Linked DNA regions of Homo sapiens: region 1 is linked to region 2. The links are chromatin loops, found by intact Hi-C in ENCODE. Cell type or tissue: CD4-positive, alpha-beta T cell. All regions are shown on one strand. Each heading gives the region's core, and the rest is flanking DNA. Links, peaks and the distances in the headings are about the cores only.

What was found. Hi-C counts contacts between places; a loop is a spot of excess contacts. Peaks named below come from ENCODE experiments on the same cell type or tissue, not always from the same donor. Only the 100,000 strongest peaks of a DNase experiment are listed, where the experiment ranks them.
Region 1: a loop joins it to region 2, with 12 times the contacts of the local background. A loop is called at or near these places in 33 of 110 quality-filtered maps.

The regions. Positions count from the first base shown.
Region 1 is chr1:62,742,523-62,751,299 of GRCh38, reverse strand. No RefSeq gene overlaps it. Among named protein-coding and RNA genes, the nearest start is that of ATG4C, 37 kb to the left of the region's middle. In CD4-positive, alpha-beta T cell, for the core only: CTCF peaks have their summits at 4,365 and 4,566 (motif pointing right); a DNase peak (open chromatin) is centred at 4,579.
Region 2 is chr1:62,172,124-62,180,900 of GRCh38, reverse strand. No RefSeq gene overlaps it. Among named protein-coding and RNA genes, the nearest start is that of L1TD1, 18 kb to the left of the region's middle. RefSeq lists an enhancer at 3,367-3,914. In CD4-positive, alpha-beta T cell, for the core only: a CTCF peak has its summit at 5,112 (motif pointing left); a DNase peak (open chromatin) is centred at 5,120.

The sequences.
Region 1 (8,777 bases), core at 1,762-6,761, 570 kb before region 2:
AGGAATCTGAAATTGGGCCAGGTTGAAATTTAGACTAACACAAGGAATGTTTATGAGCAATATTTGACTTACTGTCTTTCCCTGGAAAGCAGTGTAGTGTAGAAAAAAAGAGCATGGGATTGTTAAAAATGATGTTTATGAATAGTTCATGATAACATGGAAATGTGCCTTATGTTGTAATGGTAAGTGAAAACAACTGAATAAAAAATTATACTTGCAAAACAGTCACACCTCTGTTAAACAAAAAATGAAAAATTACACTTAGAAGAAAGAATATCAAGAAATACAGATCAAAATATCAACAATGCTGGCATTTAGATTATGAAACTTTGAATAATTCTTTTTTTTTACTGCTTTTCTGCATTTCACAAATCATTTATAATTTGTGTGTGTATATATTTGTAATTAGAAAATAGTAACTTTCAAAAGAATGAAAGGAAGTAAAAGAAGGCAAGAAAGAGAAAATGTGAGTTTTGGAGTCAGACTGATCTGAGTTCAAATCACCTAAAAATTGAGACATGTTAGACAAGCCAAGAAGTATAATAATATTTAGTCCCTACTGGGTTACAGGTGGCTTAAACAGCAGTTCTGCCACTACCCGTGAGCAAAAAGAACTGCTACTTTGTATCCTCATGCTTTAGAGGGTCTTATATATAATATACCCCTCTCTCTCTCTTTCACACACACACACAAAAACAAAACAAAACAAACAAAAAAAAAACCATGAGTGCCTTCATCATTGTCTAACTGGTGTTCAGCACTGGCTCAGTGCAACCCTTCATCTTAAACATGTATTCTCAGGACTAACATTGTAACATTGTTCAGGACTCAGAGAAATGCTTCTCTGAATCTCTTGCCCTACCAAAGGCAACTGTGTTCAAATGCTGTAATAGTCTGTGGGTTTTCCTGGTGGCAATATAAAAGATAAATACTGCTTCAGAGTATGGAGAGGACTTGAGTAGCAAAATGCTTAGGTAAGAAAAAAGAGTAATTAATTAACTTGTCAAATTCTTCCTTTTAGCATGAATGCAATAGATTCTTCCATAGCCAAGAATCATTTTCCATTAGAGCAAAGCATCCACTTTCTTGCTTCTGTTCCTATTCCAGTTTGTGGTTCCTAAGTACTCATGAAGCAGCATGGTATTCACAAGAGTTACGTATTGTTACTATGGCAGGCAATCTTCTAAGATGGTCTCCAGTGATTCTCACCTCATTGTATTTATGCCCTTTAAAGTACTATGGCTTCCATCTTACTGGCAGACTCTCTCTATTGCCTTCCTGGCTCACATGCTTTGATGAAACAAGCTGCTATTGTTGGATGGACCCATATGGCAAACAACTGAGGGTGGCCTAGGACCAACAGCTAGTAAAAAACTTAGGCCCTCAGTTCAACAACCTGCAAAGAACTGAATCCTGGCAACAATCACTGTGTAAACTTGCAAGCACATTCCTCCCCAGTCATGCCTTCAAATGAGACCAAAAACCAAAAACCTTGGCCAGCACCTTGACTGCAGCCTTGTCCGAGACCAGGAAGCAGAGGACCCACCTAAGTAAGCCATGGCAATTCCTAACCCACAAAAAGTGTGAGATAATAAATGTTATTCTTTAAAACCACTAAGAGGCTGGGCATGGTGGCTCACACCTGTAATCCCAGCACTTTGGGATGCTGAGGCAAGCAGGAGTTTGAGGTCAGGAGTTTGAGACCAGCCTGGCCAACATGGCAAAACTAGTCTCTACTAAAAACACAAAAATTAGCAAGGTGTGGTGGTGGGTGCCTGTAATCCCAGCTACTCGGGAGGCTGAGGCTGGAGAATCACCTGAACCCAGGAGGCAGAGGTTGCAGTGAGCTGAGATCGTGCCACTGTACTCCAGCCTGGGCAACAAAAGTGAAACTCCATCTGCAAAAAAAAAAATACTAAGAGTTGGAGTAACTTGTTATTCAAAATAAATAATGTAGTGGAAGAGAAAGATTTTGCAATATTAAACATTACATATTACTCCTCAATGTACATATATACATATACGTAGATCTAAACATAATAATTCATGATGTAGTTTAACAATTCTTTACATTGGCAACATGACAAGCATTGCACATTAACAGTGCAAATAGTTTTATCTTTATAAAAATATTTAACAAGTTAAATAAAATTAAAATTAAATACTATTAAATATTTTCAAAATATTAAATTTTTATTTTACTTGAATAATTTTTATTTTGTTAATAAAATTTTTGCTTTGAATTTTAATAAATGAAATTAACAATTTCAGAAGAAAAATAACTTTTTAAAATATAAAAATAATTGTTAAATTTTACATTTATTTTAACTTATATTTTTATAAAATTTATGCAAATTTTATGACCTTATACTTTTTTATTTTTTAATTCCTCAGGCCATTTTACAATAAAATACAATTTATGTAAAAATATTGATTATAAAAACACATTTAGTTATTTTGTTGAAATTAAGGGAAGAAAACTAATCTCATGGAATAAGCATGTGTGATGAGTTGAATTGTGTCCCCTGCTCCTAAAATTTACAGGTTGAAATCCTAAACCCCAGTAACTCAGAATATGACCTTATTTGGAAATAGAATCATTGCAGATATGATTAGTTAAGGTAAAGTGAGATAATACCAGAGTAGGGTGAACTGTGAATCCTATATGACTGGTGTCCTTATTAAAACGGGAAATTTGAACACAGAGACAAACATGAAGGGATAACTCTAGGTGACGATTGGAATTATACTTTCCAGTAGGAGCATGAGACAGATCTTTTCTAGCTCCTTCAGAGGGAGCATGGCCTTGTCAATGCTTTGATCGTGGACCTCCGGTCTCTAAAATTGTGAGATAACAAATTTCTGTTGTTTAAGCCACTCAGTTGGTGGTACTTTGTTATAGCAGCCCTAGCAAACTAATATAGTATGCAATAATTTATAAATTATGTATGTCTTTCTTTTATTACTTGCCCAAATATTGCCAGTCTATCAACAGGATACACAGACATACACAATAATACTTAATTAAGCTCAATCAACTTTGATATTCAATCAATTTGTTATTCATCAATTTGATGACATTCAATAACAGAAAACCATAAGTTTAACCATATTTCCCAATTTGTTATTATAAAAGTATATTTAGACAAGGTAGAAAGATAAAAAAGTATAGTTTTAGCTCTTATAATTAGGTCTATGATCCATTTTGAGTTCCGATGGTATATGCTATGAGGTTAAGAGTTCATTCTTGTGCAAGTGGATATTCAGTTGTCCTAGTGTCATTTGTCGGAAAGATTATTTTTGCCCCACTAAATTGTATTGGCATGTTTGTTGAATATCAGTTGCCCATAAGTTATGGATGTATTTCTGAACCTGCAATTCTATTCTGTTGATATATATGTCTATCCTTATGCCAGCACAATACTGTCTTGACTACTATAACTTTGCGGTAGGTTTTGAAATTGGAAAATGTGAGTTCTCCAACTTTCTTCTTTTTCAACACTGTTTGGCTCTTCTGGGTCTCTTGCATTTCCTTATGGAGTTTAGAATAATCTTGTCAATTTCTGTAAAAAAAAAAAAAAAGCCAGCCAGAATTTTCATAGGAATTACGCTGAATCTGTAGCTCAATTTCAAGAGTATTGACATCTTAACAATATCAAGTCTTCCAATCCATGAACACAGATGCCTTTCTATTTATTTAAACCTCTAATTTCTTTCAATGATTTTTGTATGTTTTGTGTAGAAATCTTGCATTTCTTGTGTTAAATTTATTCCTAAGTATTTTATTCTTTTTGATGCTATTGTAGATGAAGTTGTTTTCTTAATTTCATTTTCAGATTACTTGTTCCTAGTGAATAGGAAAAATAACTGATTGTTGCATATTGATCTTGTACCATACCACCTTGAGTACACTTATTTATTAACTCTTAAACTTTTTTGTGGATTACCTAGGATTTACTTTCTGTATATGTGATGTCATCCATAAACAGATAGTTTTGCTTTTCTCCTTTCCAATTTGGATGTGTTTTATTTCTTTTTCTTAACTAATTGCCCTGATTAGAACCTCTAGAACAATGTTGAATAGAAGTGACAAGAACAATATCTATGTCTTGTGTCTGATCTGAAGGGAAAATCTTATTAGCTGTTGGACTTTGAGCAAGATATCTAACTTCTCCGTACTCAGTTTCCTTATCTGCAAAATGAAAATAATAATAGTACCTCCTTTATAAGGTTCTTGTGAAGATTATAAGAATCAATACAAGTAAAGTACATGGATCAGTGCTGGACATATGTCGTCTGCTTTTATTTTGGTCACTTTACTAAACATCACATGTACTGTCATCATCATTCTTAGCGTAATAGACAAGTTGGCTAAATTTCAAAGAATAATTCCTAAACCTGGGTATCTGTGTTACAAATTGTAGCTTATATTAAAGATATCCTCCTTCATAAAAAGTATAACATGAAGGTTGAGCAGATTAAATATGTCTAGAAAGTTGACCCTAGAATTAGTGATGAGAAAATATTGGGCATAGAAACGTAACAAATTAAACAGATTTCAATGAGTTGCCAGTAGATGGCTCTCTTAATCTGCTATTTCATTTTGAGTTCAGCTCTGTGCTTTTTTATATATTAAGTCACATCATCAAAAACCGCTGAAGAATGAGGCAGAGTGCTTTCCAGGAGCGATCTAATTTATTTGCCTTTCTTCTGGTGGGATTTACCATTCACAGTTGTAAACACACTTGCAGAGAAACCTCCTCAGTCAACCTCTGAGCTGAGAAACCTCCTCAGCTATGGTTTTGTTTGTTTTTAATTAATAAAACATGAGGAAACACTTTTGGATTTTGTTTTGTTTCGTTTTATTTTGAGACAAGGTCTCACTCTGTCACCTAGGCTGGAGTGCAGTGGTGCAATCTCAGCTCACTGAAACCTCTGCCTCGGGGTTCAAGCAATCCTCCTGCCTCAGCCTCCTGAGTAGCTGAAATTACAGGTGTGTGCCCCCATGCCCGGCTAATTTTTTAAATTTTTTGTAGAGACGGGGTTTCACCGTATTGCCCAGGCTGGTCTCAAACTCCTGACTCATGCGCCTGCCTCGGCCTTCCAAAGTGCTGGGATTATAGGTGTGGGCCACCAGGCCCGGCCTGGAAATGTTTTAATTGGAGCCTTAGAATGTCAATTATTTTTATTCACCGTGCTAGATGAATGAACATAATTTATTTTTTTAATTTTTCACAGACAATGGACTTCCAGTTTTTCTTGCTATATTTCTTTTTAATAGCTTTAGACCTGTCTAATCCTTCCCTCAGTTTTTCTCTGTATTATAATAAAGCCAAGTAATGGACTTATACAAATTTATCTTTTCTTTCTTTCTTTTTTTATTTTAGAGATAGGATCTCTCTATGTTGCCCAGGCTGCATTTGAACTCCTGGGTTCAAAGTGATCTTCCTGCTTCAGCCTCCCAAGTAGCTTGGACTACAGATACATAGCACCATGCCGGGCAAGTCTATTTGTTCTTTAATATATCGGTTAGCTGTTCAAGACCTTTCTGTTCCTGTGGCACTTTGCCTTCATTTTATTATACTGTCATTTATTAGCATTGATTACTTTTACTACTAGTTCCTCAAATGTTTGGTGAAGCTATACCTTATTCTCTAAGACATTAGTTGCTGTGACAGATACATCCAGATGTTTGCCTGTCAAACCTTACAATGTATAGAGTTCATAGCCCTACCTACTGCTTCTGCAAAGTTCTAGAACTTATTTCCTCAGAATTATGTCTCTAAACTCCTAAATATGCCTGTGCTCTACAGTTCCATCCCATCCTAGGCCAGTTGAGAGAGGAAGAACAGACTCTTCCACTGGTTTCACAAAAAACTTGCTTGTAGCCAAATACTTGATAAAAGTCTGCAGGGTTCTAGAGAGGAGTCACAGGGCAAGGTGCCTAGTCTTTCACCAGTTCAAACAGTTGTTTGGTTTCCCTTCATATTTTCTCTTCTTTACTTCTCTCCATTTCATCCCTATATCTCCAGAATAAAAAAAATAAACTCAACCCTCTTCTCCACAGAACCGTTCTTCCAAGAGTCAGATGTTAAGTTCCTCAGATTCCTGAACTGTTCCCATGGGTAACTCTAAAGCTGGATGGCCTTTTAGGTACGTCCTGAATCAAGGCAAGAGGCCAGCCCTTTGTATCCCTCATTGATCAGTCTTTGGATTCAAGCTATTCTCAGGGAGGAGGGATAAACTTGAGTGAGACACCTCCCTTTGTCTCAGAAAGAGACTCAACTATGAGCCATCAGCAGCCAACACTCCCAAAACCTGAAGGAAACCAATGCTTCGATTCTAAATAAGGCATCTGGGTAGTGTGCTGTAGAATTCACTTCAGAGTCCATCTTCAGAAGAAAAAAGCAAGGCCCCAAAAGCAAGAAATAAACCAGAATAAGCTATGAAGACCCAACAACATTATTTGAGTCCCTTAGCACAGTTCTATTCCTGGAATTTGTAGGGATGTGAGCCAATAGATTCCATTTTCTGCTTTTGCTGTTTGAAATTGGGTTTCTGGCACTTACAACTGAAGGACTCCTGACTAACAATACTTTATGTTTGAAGAAAGCAATAATCACTATTTTCTACTTCCTGCACTTATCACAATGTTTGTATTATAATTTCTTTGTTTATACATCTATTTCTCTAATGAAATTATAAATTTCTTAAAAAATCATATTAGGTTGGTGCAAAAGTAATTGCTGGTTTTGCCATACTTTTATTTACCCTATCTCTAGCATCTATAGAAATGCATAAATAAAGGTGATAGGGAATAAATATTTGTTGAATTAATGAATAAGAAAGTGCCAAGATTATAGACAATGAATGGGTATGGACATGGAAGAGTTCACAGGGCACAATAAGTAAAGAAAGGGTAGTCAAAAATTGACTTACCAAAAAAATAGACTTGAAAGACATAATATTTGGGCTCTCAGAGTTCACATCTCCTCTCTTAGCCCTACCCAAAGTGGAATTTAACCAAAGATACTTAGATTTATTTATTTATTTACTTATTTATTTATGAGACAGAAATGTGTTCTGTTGCCCAGGCTGGAGTGCAGTGGTGCAAACATGGCTCACTGCAGCGTTGATCTCCTGGGCTCAAGTCATCCTCCTGCCTCAGCCTCCTAAGTAGCTGGGACCACAGGCACACACCACCATCCTTGGCCAATTTTTAAAAAAATTTTATTTATTTATTTTTAAATTTTTTTCCTTAAGTTATTGGGGTACAGGTGGTATTTGGTTACATGAATAAGTTCTTTAGTGGTGATTTGTGAGATTTCAGTGCACCCCATCACCCGAGCAGTACACACTGCACCATATTTGTAGTCTTTTATCCCTCACCCCCTTCACACTCTTCCCCTCAAGTCCCCAAAGTCCATTGTATCATTCTTATTATGCCATTGTGTCCCCATAGCCTAACTCCCACATATCAGTGAGAACTTATGATGTTTTGTTTTCCATTCCTGAGTTACTTAACTTAGAATAATAGTCTCCAGTCTATCCTGATCACTGTAAATGCTGTCAATTCATTCTGTTTTATGGCTGAGTAGTATTCCATCACATATATATGATATATGTATCATACATATCATACATCCATATGATATATGTATCATACATATCATACATACATATATGTATATATCTCATATATGTATATATCTCATATATATGATACATATATACACCACAGTTTCTTTATCCACTCATTGACTGATGGACAATTAGTTTGGTTCCACGATTTTGCAACTTGTGAATTGTGCTGCTATAAACATGTGTGTGCAGTATCTTTTTCGAATAATGACTTATTTTCCTCTGGGTAGATATCCAGTAGTGGGATTGCTGGATCAAATGGTAGTTCTACTTTTAGTTCTTTAAGGAATTTCCACACTGTTTTCTATAGTGGCTGTACTAGTTTACATTCCTACAAGCAGTGTAGAAGTGTTCCCTGTTCACAGCATCCATGCCAACATCTACTATTTTTTAATTTTTTTGATTATGGACATTCTTGCAAGAGTGAGGCAGTACCGCATTGTGGTTTTGATTTGGATTTCCCTGATCATTAGTGATGGTGAGCATTTTTTCATATGTTTGTTGGCCATTTGTATATCTTCTTTTGAGAACTGTCTATTCAAGTTCTTAGTCCACTTTTTGATGGGATTGTTTTTTTCTTACTGATTTGTTTGAGTTCATTGTAGATTCTGGATATTAGTCCTTTGTCAGGTATAGATTGTGAAGATTTTCTCCCACTCTGTGGGTTGTCTGTTTACTCTGCTGACTGTTCCTTTTGCCATGCAAATCTCTTTGGATTAATTAGGTCCCAGCTATTTATCTTTGTTTTTATTGCGTTTGCTTTTGGGTTCTTGGTCATGAAATCCTTGCCTAAGCCAATATCTAGAAGGGTTTTTCCAATGGTATCTTGTAGAATTATTATAGTTTCACGTCTTAGGTTTAAGTCCTTAATCCATCTTGAGTTGACTTTTGTATAAAGTGAGAGATGAGGATGCAGTTTCATTCTCCTACATGTGGCTAGCCAATTATCCCAGCACCATTTGTTGAAAAGGGTGTTCTTTCCCCACTTTATGATTTTGTTTGCTTTGTTGAATATCAGTTGGCTGTAAGTATTTGGGTTTATTTCTGGGTTCTCTATTCTGTTCCATTGGTCTACGTGCTTATTTTTATACCAGTACCATGCTGTTTTGGTGACAATGACCTTATATTATAGTTTG
Region 2 (8,777 bases), core at 2,323-7,322:
GTGCCATTTTTAGGAGCGGCCATTGTTGAGCCTCCGGCTCCCATTCCTCTTGTTTGGCTAACTGCCAAACTGGTTTGGGTGGAGCAATGGCTGCGGAAACAGGAAAAACTGGAGGCTTTAAAAGAACTGTTGCAGGAACAATTGCAAGAGGGACATATAGAGCCTACTTTCTCCCCTTGGAATTCTCCTGTATTTGTCATTAAGAAAAAAGCTGGTAAGTGGAGAATGTTAACAGATTTAAGGGCTGTTAATGCTGTGATTCAACCCATGGGCACACTATAACCAGGGCTGCTCTCCCCAACAATGATCCCAAAATACTGGATTGAATGTGCCTTAACTCGAAATGTGACTGATGAACAACTTTATCTTTTATTTCATTCTTTACAGCAAACAATACAATAAAGGCATTCACCTTTCTGTATCACTCATATGAGAGCACATACTAACCTCCTCGGCCCTTTAACTAAACTTAATCAAAGGGCGGATGCATTGTTGTCTGCAGCCTTTGCTGATGCACAAACATTTCATTCTTTAACCCATCTTAATGCCGCAGGCATTAGAAAAAGATATGGTCTATCATGGAAACAAGCTAAAGAAATTGTGCAACACTGTTCTGCCTGCTAAGTCCTGCATCTGCCACATCAAGGACCAGGAGTTAACCGTAGAGGTTTATCTCCAAATTCCATCTGGCAGATGGATGTAACACATATTCCTGCTTTTGGAAAATTGTCCTTTGTTCATGTTTCAGTAGGTACCTATTCACATTTTATCTGGGCCACATGTCAAACAGGGTAAGCTACAGCTCATGTTAAAGGACATCTTTTATCTTGCTTTTCAGTTATGGGAATCCCCGAAAAAATCAAAACTGGTAACAGCCCAGGATACTATAGTAAAGCCATGGCTACATTTTTTCAACAATGGAATATTACCCATACTGCAGGTATTCCGTATAACTCACGAGGACAAGCAATAGTGGAAAGAGCTAATATAGTACTTTAAAAACTCAAATACAAAAGCAAAAGGGGACCAGGAATATAAGACACCGCATATGCAATTGCATTTAGCTTTATTAACATTAAATTTTTTAAGTTTACAAAAAGATCAACCCATTACGGCAGCTGAACAACTCCTGACAGGACAAAAGGAAAATAAAAAGGCTGGACAAGATATATGGTAGAGGGATGCACATACAAAGAACTGGGAAAAAGGAAAGATAATTTTATGGGGAAGAGGATTTGCTTGTGTCTCTCCAGGTGACAATCAGGTGCCTGTGTGGGTGCCCACCAAACATCTAAAGTTCTATCATGAACCACAACATCTAGTGGACCCACCTGTACAGTGCAAATTGAAGGTTTAAGGATTGCTTTTAAGCCTTGATTTGCTTTCTCTGTGCCTTCTGTTAGAAGGGGCCTGCTTCTCGTTATCAACAGTAAGTTTTGCCCCATGGTAATTAACCAAAGAGGCAGAAGCTGAGTTACAAATGCTTCAGCAATAGCATGCCTCCCAGCTACAGCCACAAACGTTTTTGCTTCTGTTTCAGTAGATTTACTAACATGGGGGTGAAGGTATGCTTGTGTTTTTGCAGGAGATGAACAAACCACGTAGGTGCCCTCAAGATGTGTACGACCATGGAACAGGAGACTGGAAGGACCCATGGATCCCAACCATGGACTGGGTTCCCCTAGTATGAGCCATGCTGAGAAAGTGCTGGAGTGCCAGGGTTTTACCTATAGATACTTAACGAACCAATGCTTTCTGACTGAACTCCTCTCTACCCTGAATACAAGAGACCCTAATAGGTAGGCAGGAGTATCATCGCCCCTATTCAGCATGAAGTTACAGAAGGTGGACCTTCATCCTTCTGCAACCCCTAGGATTAAGGGTCCTCTGTAAAAGGGAAAGGGGAAATATGTAGGAAGCATTCAAACCAGAGCGACTCCATTTTGAATAAGGGCTAAGAAAAATGAAGCTGGATCACCAACTGGCAATTAAGGGCTGCACAGCCTGTGATTGCCTTGCTCAATTAATTTTAGAAAGAGGCCACCTTATGCTAGTAATAATGATAGCTGTGGCGGTTTTTACAAAAAAGAGAAGGGGGGCATGTTGGGAGAAAAGCTGAGTGTTGGGAGAGAAGCTGAGGCAGAGCTTGCATGTGTGCTAGACTTGCTGGCTCCTTGCTTCCAGCACTGCCATTATCTCAAGTAGCCATATGTCTCTCATTCACTTGATACACTGTTTCTTTTCAAACCCCACATCCTCACCACCTGTTTCTTTGAGCACCAATAAATAGCGTGGGCTCCCAGAGCTTGGGGCCTTCGCAGCCTCACACGATGGCCCCCTGGGCCCACTTCTCTCAAACTGTCTTTTTAATCATTCCTTTGACTCCGCCGGACTTCGTCGTCCCCATGACCTGGTGTTGGGTCTGATCACCCCAACAGCAGTGGGCAAGGTGAATCCATTGGGCAATTACAGCATCTCCTGGGAAAGATAGATTCTGTAAACAGGTAATTTTAACACAACATGTTAATTGAAAAGGTAAAAATAAGCAAGCAACAGGTTTCATGGAATGGCAGAGGAAGTTGCATTAGCAAAACTTGCAGAGGATGTCTGGGGAAAAGTTTCTTGGAAGTTGTAATAGGGAACTGAGTCTTGAAGAACAAGGCATTTTGCACAATGTGTGGATGCTGTGCTCTCATAAGTCAGGGAAAACAAACCTTGTAAACAATTTGAAGAGATTTATTCTGAGCCAAGTATGAGTGACCAAGGCCCAAGGCAAAATCTCAAGAGGTCCTGAGAACATGTGCCCAAGGTGTTGGGTTACAGGTTGGTTTTACACGTTTTAGGGAGACATAAGCATCAATCTAGACACGTAAGGTATGCATTGGTTTGGTTCAGAAAGATGGGATAGGTGGATACAAAGATTTTCTGATTGGCATTTGGTTGAAAGAGTTATTATCTAAAGGCTAGGAATCAATAGAAAGGAGTATCTGGGTTAAGATAAGGGGTTGTGGAAACCAAGGTTCTTATTATGTAGAACAGATGGTAAATGTCTCTTATCAAGCCTTAAAAGGTGCCAGACTCTAGTTAATCTCTCTGGATCAGGAAAAGACCTGGAAAGGGAAGGTGATTCTCTACAGAATGTAGATTTCCCCACTAGAATGTAGATTTGCCCACCAGGGCCATTTTAAAATATGTCAGAAGAATATATTTTGGGGTAAAATACTTTGGATTTCTTTCAGGGCCTGCTCTCTGTCATGTGAAACTATACTAGAGTCACGTTGGAATTTGGTATCTTATTGCTACAAAGAGTGGGCTTTGTCAGTCTTAGGATCTCTATTTTAATGGTTTGTTTTTGTTTTTGTTTTTGTTTTGAGACAGAGTCTCGCTCTGTCGCCCAGGCTGGAGTGCAGTGGTGCCATCTTGGCTCACTGCAACCTCTGCCTCCCAGGTTCAAGTGATTCTCCTGCCTCAGCCTCCTGAGTAGGTGGAATTACAAGCGTGTGCCACCACGCCTGGCTATTTTTTGTATTTTTAGTAGAGACGGGGTTTCACCATGTTGGTTAGGTTGTTCTTGAACTCCTGACCTCCTAATCCACCTGGCTTAGCCTCCCGAAGTGCTGGGATTACAGGCATGAGCCACCGCATCTGACTTTTTCTTTTTTTCATTTCTTTTGAGAGGAGGGCTTGCTTTGTTGCCCAGGCCGGTCTTGAACTCCTGGGCTCAAGCGATCCTCTCAAAGTGCCGGGATTACAGGCGTGAGCACCACACCAGGCCTAAAATCTCTTATTTTAATGTTAATGCTGGTCAGTTGTGCCTGAATTCCAAAAGGAGAATGGTATAATGAGGCTTGTCTGATCCCCTCTTCCCATGATGGCCTGAACTGGTTTTTCAGGCTTGCTTTAGAATGGGGGTGGGGGTCTCCATTCAGTTGGTTGGGGGGCTTAGAATTTCATTTTGATTCACACAAAACTAACTCTCAGTGGAGGTCCCAACGTGGTGGGCTCTGCATCTAGCCCTCACTGATGCCAGGACTCAAACTAGGAGCAAAGGAAGAGAACCAGCAAGATGGGTTCAACAATCTAGGGAACCTGGTGCATCCCCGTCCACTAGCCCTGGGACTAGAGGTGATTTTTTTTTTTTTTTTTTGATGGAATCTCGCTCTGTCACCCAGGCTGGAATGCAGTGGCGCGATCTTGGCTCACTACAACCTCTGCCTCCTGGATTCAACTGATTCTCCTGCCTCCGCCTCCCGAGTAGCTGGGACTACAGGTGCGTGCCACCACACCTGGCTAATTTTTTTGTATTTTTAGTAGAGATGGGGTTTCACCGTGTTAGCCAGGATGGTATCTATCTCCTGACCTCATGATCTGCCCACCTTGGCCTCCCAAAGTGCTGGGATTACCAGAGTAAGCCACTGTACCCGGCTGGGACTAGAGGTCTTCTCTCACTTGCACCTGGGGATGGAGGCTAGTTGCTGTTTTTCCTAAATTAAGGCCTACCCTCTTATAATGGCTGGCCCTAACTCTGCAGCCAATATATTAAAAAAAAAAAAAAAGGCGGAGGGATTAATTAGAGCTTTTTTATTTTTTATTTTTTGACATGGAGTCTTGCTTTGTCACCCAGGCTGGAGTGTAGTGGCACAATCTCAGCTCACTGCAACCTCCACCTCCCAGTTTCATTCCTGCCTCAGTCTCCTGAGTAGCTGGGATTACAGGCACCTGCCAACATGCCCGGCTAATTTTTGTACTTTTAGTAGAGACGGAGTTTCACCATGTTGGCCAGGCTGGTCTTGAACTCCTGACCTCCTGATCCGCCCACCTCAGCCTCCCAAAGTGCTGAGACTACAGGCGTGAGCCACCGCACCTGATGCTTAGAGCTTTCTTTTTGGGAGTGTAGTACTCTTCTAGCCTTGTGGACATGTCCTAATTTGCTATGCTTTCTGGAGAGAAGGGTGGCATCTATGGAGATGGGATGCCTATTCCCACCTGTTATAAGTCTTTCTCATTTCTCACTTGCCATCATAATTTCTGGGGAGCCCTCTTCTGACTTAAGTAATGAGATCAAGCAATTTCTTTTGAACAAGATTTCCATCTTTCTAGCCAGGCAGGAGCCAGGTAAATGGAAAACCTGCGCCATCTTCTGGCTAAGATGTGAGTAGCTTTCTGAAGAGTCATTGTTCTTTAATATTAGATACAGGTTTTCCTCTGCTTTTCTAGCTGTTAAATTGGAGGTTCTTCAAAGAACTTTAGAGTATGTACGCCTGTGCGTGTTCAGTGACGAATCAGGGAAGAAACTAGGTTGAAATACAGACTCTGATTTGTACATGTATACCTGCAGCGATCCAGGGTTCTGATGTAAACTGTTCATGGGCCACACTCTGAGAAACAGTAAAAATGTTGCAGTGAAGGCCAAAACTTCATTTCATTAAAGGGAAAATCTGATCACAAAACTCTCCAGATTAAAACAGCTCAGTTGTCCAGGTGGGGTAGCTCATGCCCATACTCCCAGCACTTTGAGAGCCCAAGGCAGGAGGATCACTTGAGGCCAGTAGTTTGAGACCAGCCTGGGTAACATAGTGAGACCCCATCTCTACAATAAATAAGTTAGTTGGGCATAGTGGCATGCCTGTAGTCCCAGCTACTAGGGACACTGAAATAGGAGGATTACTTGAACTCAGGAGGTGAAAGCTGCAGTGAGACGTGATCGTATCACTGCACTGTGGCCTGGGCAACAGAGAGAAACCCTGTCTCAAAAAAAAAAACAAAACAAAAAAACACAAGATCAGTGACTGCATAATGCTGAAAGGATAAATTCCACACTCCGTCAAGTGGCTTAGAGGGCCCTTCCTGAGCGGGACCCTGCCTGTCTGCCTGGTTGCCTGTCTTTCCACTTCTCTCGTCTTATGTTCCAGTCATACTTGATCCAGGAGTTTTTGGAATTCACTATTCTGGCATCCCACTTTGAAATGTTGCTGCTCTCCCTGGCCACCGTGCCATAGTACTCCTCATTGTTCCTTCACCTGACCACCTGGCTAACTCTTACTGTTCTGCAGCCTCTGCAGGTGGTTTTCCTGACCCTTCTTGTACCTCTCATGTCTTTTTTTTTTTTTTTTTTTTTTTTTCCCCGACATGGAGTCTTGCTTTGTTGTGTAGGCTGCAGTGTAGTGGCGGGATCTTGGCTCATTGCAACCTCCGCCTCCTGGGTTCAAGCGATTCTCCTGCCTCAGCCTCCCTAGTAGTTGGGATTACAGGCACCCACCACAATGCGTGGCTAGCTTTTGTATTTTTAGTAGAGATGGGATTTCACCATGTTGGCCAGGCTGGTCTAGAACACCTGACCTCAAGCGATCCACCCCTTTGGAGTCCCAAAGTGCTGGGATTACAGGCATGAGCCACTGCACCCAGCCCTCAGCTCATATTTTTGTTGTTGTTGTTGTTGTTTTTGAGATGGAGTTTCACTCTTGTTGCCCAGGCTGCAGTGGCTCAATCTCAGCTCACTGCAACCTCCACCTCCTGAGTTCAAGTGATTCTCCTGCCTCAGCCTCCCAAGTAGCTGGGATTACAGGCATGCGCCACCACACCCAGCTAATTTTGCATTTTTAATAGAGACGGGATTGCTCCACGTTGGTCAGGGTGGTCTTGAACTCCCAACCTCAAGTGATCTGCCCACTTCGGCCTCCCAAAGTGCTGGGGATTTACAGGCGTGAACCACCTTGCCTGGCCTCATGTCATTTTTTAATAAGAGACAGTTTCACTATGCTGCTGAGGCTGGGGTACAGTGGTTTTTCACAGGTGTGATCACAGCACACTACAGCCTCAAACTCCTGGACTCATTCAGTCCTCCCGCCTCGGCCTCCAAAGTGCTAGGATTACAGGCATGAGCCACTGTTCCTGACCAGTAAGTTGTTTTTGTTTGTTTGTTTGTTTGTTTTTTGAGACAGAGTCTTGCTCTGTCACCCAGGCTACAGTGCAATGGCATGATCTCGGCTCACTGCAATCTCTGCCTCCTGACTTCAAGTGATTCTCCTGCCTTGGCCTCCCGAGTAGCTGGGATTATAGGCATGCACCACCATGCCCAGCTAATTTTGTATTTTTAGTAGAGGCGAGTTTCTCCATGTTGGTCAGGCTGGTCTTGAACTCCCGATCTTAAGTGATCTGCCTGCCTTGGCCTCCCAAAGTGCTGGGATTACAGGCATGAGCCACCACGCCTGGCCTACAAATCAATTTTAATTACTGTCAGGGCCGGGCACGGTGGCCTACGCCTGTAATCCCAGCACTTTGGGAGGCCGAGGCGGGTGGATCACTTGAGGTCAGGAGTTCGAGACCAGCCTGACCAACATGGTGAAACGCCATCTCTACTAAAAATACAAAAAAATTTAGCTGGGGATGGTGGTGGGTGCCTGTAATCCTAGCTACTCGAGAGGCTGAAGCAGGAAAATCATTTGAAACCGGGAGGTGGAGGTTGCACTGAGCCGAGATTGCACCATCACACTCCAGCCCGGGCAACAAGAGGGAAACTCCATCTCAAAAAAAAAAAAAAAAAAAACGACCACTAAATCTGCTAGTGTTTTCCTTTTTTTTTTTGAGACGGAGTCTTGCTCTGTCACCCAGGCTGGAGTGCAGTGGCTCGATCTCAGCTCACTGCAAGCTCCACCTCCTGGGTTCACACCATTCCCCTGCCTCAGCCACCCGAGTAGCTGGGACTACAGGCGCCCGCTACCACGCCCAGCTAATTTTTTGTATTTTTTAGTAGAGACGGGGTTTCACCATGTTAGCCAGGATGATTTCGATCTCCTGATCTCATGATCTGCTCGCCTCGGCCTCCCAAAGTGCTGGGATTACAGGCGTGAGCCACCGTGCCCGGCCTCTGCTAGCATTTTCTAAGTGTATCCTATAATAGCAATCTTACTTAGAGTACTCAAAATGATAAATTCTAGCAACAAGTCTCCTTCAGAGTGCAGACATTGGAAAGGAGCAGGATATGGGCAGGGTGGGGGCGGGGGGGCACCCGAGGACTGAAATCCATGGCCAAACCCTGAAACCCTCACATCTGTATCTTGTTGCTCAATGTCCAGGCCAGGCAAATGGATCTAACTGGCCAATGGAAAAGCTGGGATTAGAAGGCAATGGAACCTGGTCATAGTCAGAGACAAAGCACCAACAGGTATGAGGATCACGTCCACCTTCCCGTACTGTCAGTTAATAACCTGGCTGGGGTTGAAACTGACCTTCTGAGGCTCTGGCCACACTGGAGGTCAGGAATGCTTGCACTACAGCCAGGCCTTTTCTGCCTTCCCTCCCCTCCTGTCTGGTTCCTACTGAGGACTCAGCTAAATGAACATGTTTTTCTCCATTGGTCTGGATGGTTCCAGAGACAATCAGCTGCAGTGCTACAGTGGAAAGTTGGAAGGAAGAGAGTGAGTTTGGGAGGATGTGGCCCAAGCCTGGACTGACTTCATTTCTAGCCTATGAAGATGATTAAACAGCGACTTAGGGTCTAAAGACCAGTACCTTCCAGGTAGCTCTTTAGGTCTGGAATTCTCAGCTCTGCATTCCCTCTCTCAAGGTCTCATCTCTTCCGGAAGAGTTAGTTGGTTATCTGATGGGATAGAAAATCTGAATATTGGGCCAGGTGCTGGTGGCTCACGCCTGTAATCCCAGCACTTTGGGAGGCTGAGGCCCCTGAGGTCGGGAGTTCGAGACCAGCCTGACCAACATGGAGAAACCCTATCTCTACTAAAAATACAAAATTAGCCGGGCATGGTGGTGCATGCCTG